Linked DNA regions of Mus musculus: regions 1 and 3 are each linked to region 2. The links are chromatin loops, found by intact Hi-C in ENCODE. Cell type or tissue: left cerebral cortex. All regions are shown on one strand. Region 1 holds the start of Gm36824 (a long non-coding RNA gene). Region 2 has its middle 43 kb from the start of Gm52235. Region 3 has its middle 3.4 kb from the start of Gm36824.

Region 1 (2,500 bases), 69 kb before region 2:
GGAGCCAGAGAAGAACTCGGAAGGTACTTGACAAATGGAAGGAGCCCACGCAAAGGAGAGGGGATCACTGTCATCGGACCGTTTGCGACCTGGACACAAATCTGAAAAATAAATAATGGGTGACCATCTAAGTCAGGCTTGCATCCAATTTAGGTCAGGGGAATTAATAAAACTTGGCCATCACACCCACTTGGAATGTGGAACTCTAGATCTCCTGTCTGGCAAAGAGCTGAAATCCTGGGGTCTCGCATCCAAAGCCAGTATCATGGATTTAGAAAGTGGCTGAGCAAAGCCAGATATGGTTGTGCATGCCTGTGAACTCCAGTACTCAGGAGGCTGAGGCTGAAAGGTCAGTTTGAGCCCAAACTGACTTCCATGGCAGAGTCAGGTCAGCTTGGTCCCACATAGCATGATACTGTCTCACAAAACAGATAAAAGGCAGTTAAAGTAGATGTCTCACTCCAAGCCCCATGCTTATCCTCAGCCCTTCAGTGGCCATGGAATCTGACTGATGTCTTCTTTTGTGATATATATTTTTCAAAAATTGTCTTGGCTCCATTACAAAATGAAATACTGGCTGGGGAGATGCTTGGAAAATAGAGTGTTTATCATGCAAGCCTGGACCCTACATAAGCCCTTGCATCCTTGTCAATAGTGGCATAGTGGCAGACGTCTGTAATTCCAGCACTAGGAAGGTAGGAAGAGGCAAACCCATGGAGCTTGCTGGCCAGCCAGTGTAGTCTAATTGATGAGCTCCAGGATCAATGAGAAACCCTGCCTCAAAAATGAAGGTGGAAAAGGTGGGAAAGAACTGAATAAGATACTTCTGGCTTCCCAATGCAACCACTCACATTCACACACACACACACACACACACACACACACACACACACACACACACACACACACACCACAGAGAGAGAGAGAGAGAGACAGACAGACAGAGAACATGTAAATACAATAAAATATGCAGAAAATAGTGAGAGGAGACAAAATTGGAAATGGAATTTAGATTACGGAAGGGGTATAGTGCTATAGTAACCACCTTGGAATTGTTACCAAAAGTAATAGGGAGTTAGTGACTGACTGTTCCTGAGCCTGAGCAGAGCGTGATCTGAAGAGCTGTGTGAGTAGAAAAACAAATGTAGACACAGAATTCAAACTTCAATCATTAGCTACGTATTCTCTCTCTCTCTCTCTCTCTCTCTCTCTCTCTCTCTCTCTCTCTCTCTCTCTCTCTCTCTCTCTCTCTCTCCTTATCTGTTTCCTCTCTCCCCCTCCCTCCCTCTCTTTCTCCATAAAAATAGTCGTTTCCAGGCAGACAATAGAGCTGAGTGCAGTATACAGTCCTAACATGGGCTGAGATAGACAGCAGGGGAATCTGTTCACTCTAACTTCTACCATTGTTGCTTCTGGGGCTATTTCTGTTGATTACACAACACAAGAACACAGTTGCTCTGGAGGTTTTTTTTTTTTTTTTTTTTTTTGTTCTAAATTTCCTTAATGGCCAGCTGGCTGCGCAGGGCTGAGCGAACCTAGATGAAATGAACAATTCTAAGGAGTTTTAAAAATAAGCACAATGTCGCAAAAGACACCAGGAGAGGGGCAGTGGGAGTCTTCTTCGGAAACCTGACATCAAAATGTCGCCGATGCTGTTTTAATTAAAAGATAGTGAAGAGGGAGATTTGACTGTGTGCCTGCTGAGAGTAGATTCGCTGCTCCTTTGATTGGGGGATCTTAATAGATTCTAAAAAGTAAAATACATCAAAGAATTTAACAAGTGCTTGTTTCCGAATACCATAACTCTGTGTTTCCTGATCAAAGCTATTGGAAGTATTTCATCCATGGATAGATGGGCTCTTATGTTCTGTTTTCAGGTGCAAACCTCCTCATCACTCACACCATCACATTTTACTCCAAGTGGGTTCCTTCTCATGGTGTTCTATGCCATGCACGCTGAGGTAAGTACTCTCTTCTTAAACTCGACTTTCTCACTACTGGTGATTATCCTCCCAGGGGACCTGTGGCAATACCCGGGAACATTTATGTTGGTCATAATAGGGTTGGCAGAACACTTTGGCATTTTGCAGTCAGGGATTCTGCTACAGAGCTAAAATGACAGAAATAACTGAAACTTGTCTGGCTGAAGGTGTTCATAGATGCATGGTGCATGGATGTTGGCAACCCCTGTCCTAAGCATCTCTTGTGGTTTGGCTCTAACATGCCCACCACAGGCTTATGTGTTTGAATAGTTGGTGCACAGCTGGTGTGTTATTTTCAGAGATGGTGAAATCATTACGGGATGGGGTCTAGATTACGGAAGTGGATTGCTGGTGGATTGAAGTTTTATAGGCAGCCCCATACTTGGCTCACTGATGGAATCAAGCCATACCACATTCCCTACTGCCATGGGCCTGAGCCATTTCTCATCTCTTTTCAGCCCTCCTCACTCCATGCACAGTATCCCTCCTTCAACCAAGAGCCAGAATAAACCCTTCCA
Region 2 (2,500 bases):
AGGTTTTCCCATATCAATTAATGAAAGCAAAGTGATCACTTACAGACTTCATGGACCAATATTATGTAGGCAATACCTCCTTAAAACCCTCCTCCTAGGTAATTCTACAACATGACAAGTTCACAATTAACACAAGTAACACAATTAACCACCTTAATCCAAATCAGGGCATGATCATCTTTTTGAATGTATTAATACACACACATGTGACTTGTAGATTCACTATCGAGAAGTGATGAATTATAAAAAGCCCTTCATCACATTTGATTTCTCTGGTGTGGTTTTCCTCTGGCTATATGGATTTCACAGGGCAGTAAAGGTGTTCTCAGACAGCCATCTTAGAACAAATATGTTTCATTTTCTTTGGTTGATACTCCTGCTTCCACAGCAAGGAACACACAACCATACAAGACAGAAATAACATCACCACCACAATGAAAGATTGACTTTAAGTCACAGCTACTTAGGCCAGGAAGAAGACATAGTGCTGCTTGTCCAAAACACTGAGAGGGATAACACACCCTGTCACTCTGCTCAGAAAAGCACCTGTCATAGTCCCTATTCCTTAGGATGTCAAGGACAGAGCCAAAGCTCTACCAGCTTCTCGTCCCTCATTCACCCACTCAGCCAGCCACATTCACTTCTTTTAAAAGAGTCGATGATTTATGTAAAATTATGTTTTAAAATCCAAAAGTAAAGATAAGTTTGCAGTCTTTCTCCAAGTTTTATTTCTCGTAAGAAAATAGACACGAACAATTTATACCCAGAAATACACAGAGGTAAAATATTATCGTCTATGTGCATAATTTTGTGGCATTTTTTAAATGCTCAGTGTAAATTATGCCATTTGTCTCCCAAGCCCTGCAAGCGCTATTCTGCTGTGAGCGAGGATGCAGCAGAGAGAAGATGGTAGAGATGCAAGAGTGAGGTTCGGGTTTGAATCCTGCTATTGAATACTCAAGTGGCCTTAACCTCTCTGAACTTCAGTTTCTTCATTGTCAAATGGAGATAATCAGCTTATTGTCAGTATTGAACTGCCTTGTGCCATGATAAGATCTCCTCTCGGGTGGGCGGGAGGGAAGCCTCTTTGGAAGGCGTTCAGGAGGGAACAGAGGGAGAGAAACGATAGCAAATATAGACCCGTTTTATTTCAGAGCTTTGTGTAGGGGAGATCAGGGAAACTGAGCGGCAGATGGAGGGGAAGTGGAATAGCAGGAGGGTTTTTTTTTTTAAGGCTGCATACATTACAGTGTGTGCACATGATTACAGGGGTGACGCTGTCTATCAGGAGAGTTCTCAGTTTATATCTTCATTCCAGACCTTTCCTTTGTCTTCCTGAGTCTTCTGGACACTTCCATGTGGGAGCCCAGGAGACATCTAGTGCAAAACATGCCCAAACACAAGCTCTTTTTCCTCTGTCTCCCTCGTTTTCTTCCCCCTAAACACCTGCTCCCATTGCAAACCACTTGGGAAATGGAATTTCCAAATGTTCCGAATCCTTTCAGGAAGCACATTGTCCTCTCTCTGTTGCACAGCACACACCCATTCAGTCTCTAAGTACCTCATCTCTACATGCAATATGACATCATCTCCAGATGTGGTATGACATTATCTCCACATATGACATGCTCTGGATATCCAGCTCCTTCTTACACAGGTACACCTGCATATATGAACACCAGATCATCTTTCACCTGGTGGTTGAAATGCCCCAATCAGGTTGGATTCCTGACTTCAACTTGCTTCAATTACACTCTCCACCAAATGATTCAAGAGCATGCTGTGTTCCGCACTATCCCTGCCCTGGGCACATGTGCACTGAGTATCTTTCTGCTACAAAGTTACATCCTGGGTCCATGCCATCACTCTGAATGTTCTAGATGTCTAGTTCCAACTCTCTACACATGCTCTAAGTTCACATGGCGCCATGTGCATCTGTCAATGAACCCACTGAAGAGACAGCAAGCTTTCTATGAAGAAAAGAAAGAACCTGCAGGATCATAGCCGACTCTGGGCCGTCCCTTCTGGTCTTCCCAGGTATCCCATACATCACAAAAGAAGTAGTCAGGAGCCACCTACTTATTAGAGACACATCCCTTGACCCTTTCCCTGCACCAAGCAACATTTGCTACACGATCTGTTGCATCCTACCCCTCCCTTGCTTTGCTTCTCTTCATGGTCCTTTATGCTACCTGAATATTCTACATCATTTAGCATTCTCTACATATTTTGTATGCTTAAGAACAAAACCCAAACCCAGTAGAGTCTATTCTAAGAGACAACTTTGATATTTCTTTAGATTGTATTTTCAGCTGGAATTCAGTTAAGTACAAAATAAAATGATCAATATATTAAAAATATACAGTGTGATATTTCTGAGTCTCAGTTCTTGTATCCTGTGCTGACAAATGGGTGCAAACACATTTCAGAGAAACCTCCCACCGTATGGCTAGTGGAACCTTCCTAACAGTCATGCAATTAGTCTGTAGTCATGCATTTG
Region 3 (2,500 bases), 73 kb before region 2:
ATCAACACCAGTCTCTATGGTTCAGGAAACTTTATAAAAGAGAATACAGAAGGGGTGTGGCACCATCCAACAGGGAAGAGAGCTGTGGAGTGCCGACTTCTGCTCATGCCATGGCTACCACACACACCAGTTCACAGCAACTGTTAGTTACCTGCACAAGACCTCTACAAGACCAAGCCAGGCAGAGCTCCAGCATGGAGGGGCCCCCACGCTCCAGCTGGAACAGAAGCTATTGGCTACTGATGGTTTCTGAAGCAGGGATCGTCACTCTCCTTTAGGGATATAACTCTTGCTAGGTTGCTTGTGCTACAGTAAATAGTCACACACCCATGCACATATGGGCAGTACTAATCAGATCCAGGTGATGAATGACCAAAATAAAAATTAATAATAATAATAATAATAAAGAGGACATGGAGCTGGAGCAAGATGTGGAAACACTAGAGGGAATTGGGTGGAATATTAGTCGATGGATATGACCAATACTCATTCTATAAATATGGGGACTTTCAAAAATACAAAAATATTATTAAAGATCTCCTGCTGTATATTCCAGCAAAATCCTCCTCTTGGGCACATTGCAAGGTACACACTAAGTTGATGCTAGAATTCTAAGCAGAAGCCACCCTTAATCACACTAATATATGTGCAGCTACAGAGCCTGTCCTCGTCCAGCGGGAGAATCCACACTGCAACCCTCCTCCTCCTCCTCCTCCTCCTCCTCCTCCTCCTCCTATCCCCCTCCCCTCCTCCTCCTCCTCCTCCTCCTCCTCCGCATCTCAGTATCTCTAAGGTTGCATGCTTAGCACCTGTACTTAATACACGTTCCTTCTCTGTGCTTTTTAATTAAAGCCCAAGAAGAGATTAATTTCCACTTCATTTCTTTTTGTTTTTGCTTTTGTTTTTTCCTCCAATGCTGGGGATGGAGTGAATGCAGGGCTTGGTGCGTGATAAGCAAATTTCTTACTGCTCAGCCATGCCCTCAGACTATCTGCAGGAGATCCTAGGGAGGTGCTCTACCTCAGAGCCATTCCATGCAGTTACTTTACTGCTGAGCCAGGTCCTCAGCTCCTCCCTGGGGCATTCTAGAGAAGATCTGTGCTGCTGAGCCACACCCCAGCCATTCAAAAATAGATTCCTCTCAGCTGTCCTCTCCATCCCTTCTAGTTAGCCCAGTATATGACTGCCGATCCCGATCCCCTCCATTAAATTCTGTTCCATGCAGTGTCTATCCAACCCTACCATTTGGCTCTACCTCAATTTGCTCTTCTTTATCCATACTGAGGCACCATCAGGGACACGTCTAGTCTGGACCAGAACTATGTAATATCACAAGTCTCTTCCTCCCTGGGAAGGTAGAATTCATAGAGCACTCCTGGGGTACTAGAGCCATTTACCCTGGAGCTAGTATTCTGATTAATACTTCAAAATCAGTGGATGCCCACAGCCCCCATAAAGCATCTACATCATATCATACACAGGGATGATGGAAAATGTATCTAGCTCACAAGGACAGTGTTTGAACCTAGGAATATGTGTTTTTCCTTGAATGTGCCGCCCTCTGATCCATCTCTCCTACCATCCCTTTTATCACTTTCCATTTTGTTCCCCTAGAAAATCTCACTTCTCTTTCCATTTAATAGATATACAGATCACTTCATGTGACTATATAAAATCTAGGAGCCACAAGTGGAACAAAATCTGTCTTGCTGGGACCTGGATTAATTCATTTAGTGAAATCATCTCCAGTTGTATTCATTCTCCTGCAACTGATATGACTTCATTCTTCTTTATGGTTGAAAGATACATCCCATTGTACGCATAAGTCACATTCCCCCTCCTCCAATTCCCTTGGTTTCTGGACACCTAGACTGATTGCATAGCTTTGCGGTGTGACTAGTGCTACAGTAAACTTTCATGCACGAATAATCTCTGTGGTACCCTGGCTTGGAGTGTGCTAGGTAAAGCTTTAGGTTCAGAGTGGTACAGCTGGGTCATATTATGATTAGATGCTTATTTTTCTATAAACTCAGGAATTATGATGTAAGGATTTCTTTTAAAAAAATAGTATTAAATTTGTTTATTTATCTGTGGGTAAAAGGGTGTGTAGTAATGTATGTGGGTTTGCCTGTAGTATGTGTATGTGTGTGCGTGTGCGTGTGTGTGTGTGTGTGTGGTCAGAGGACAACTTGCAGGGGTCAGTGGTCCTAGGGATAAAATCCAGCACAACAAGTTTGGCAACAAGAATTCTTGCCTGCTGAGTCATTTTGTCAGTCCTAGAATTTCTTCTGATAAACAAACAAGCAAAAAACAAAACTAAGCAAAACAAGCAAAGTCCAAGTATCTTGCCCAAAGTATCTGGACAAGGAGAAATAAAAAGCAGACCTCTATGTGTCTAAGGACCTACATGTCTAGTGACAGTGTTTGGGGGCTCTTCATATGTCATGTGGTATCAAATGGAGAAGTTGTGTCATGAGACTTCCGCGGCTCAGCTGAGAAA

Evidence for each region. Hi-C counts contacts between places; a loop is a spot of excess contacts. Peaks named below come from ENCODE experiments on the same cell type or tissue, not always from the same donor. Only the 100,000 strongest peaks of a DNase experiment are listed, where the experiment ranks them.
Region 1: it touches region 2 in a loop (5-fold over the local background); 2 of 42 quality-filtered maps call a loop at or near these places.
Region 3: a loop joins it to region 2, with 2.7 times the contacts of the local background. A loop is called at or near these places in 2 of 42 quality-filtered maps.

What each region holds. Positions count from the first base shown.
Region 1 is chr16:6,105,258-6,107,757 of GRCm38, reverse strand. It overlaps Gm36824 (a long non-coding RNA gene), which reads left to right and starts at 1,028. Exons shown (of 4, transcript XR_875875.3): 1 at 1,028-1,126; 2 at 1,878-1,961. It also overlaps a transcript of Rbfox1 not described here. In left cerebral cortex, no CTCF peak of the experiment used is centred here; a DNase peak (open chromatin) is centred at 1,532.
Region 2 is chr16:6,035,904-6,038,403 of GRCm38, reverse strand. It overlaps a transcript of Rbfox1 not described here. Among named protein-coding and RNA genes, the nearest start is that of Gm52235, 43 kb to the left of the region's middle. In left cerebral cortex, no CTCF peak of the experiment used is centred here; DNase peaks (open chromatin) are centred at 618, 911 and 1,235; H3K27ac peaks cover 1,473 bases.
Region 3 is chr16:6,108,858-6,111,357 of GRCm38, reverse strand. It overlaps a transcript of Rbfox1 not described here. Among named protein-coding and RNA genes, the nearest start is that of Gm36824, 3.4 kb to the right of the region's middle. In left cerebral cortex, no CTCF peak of the experiment used is centred here; a DNase peak (open chromatin) is centred at 1,154.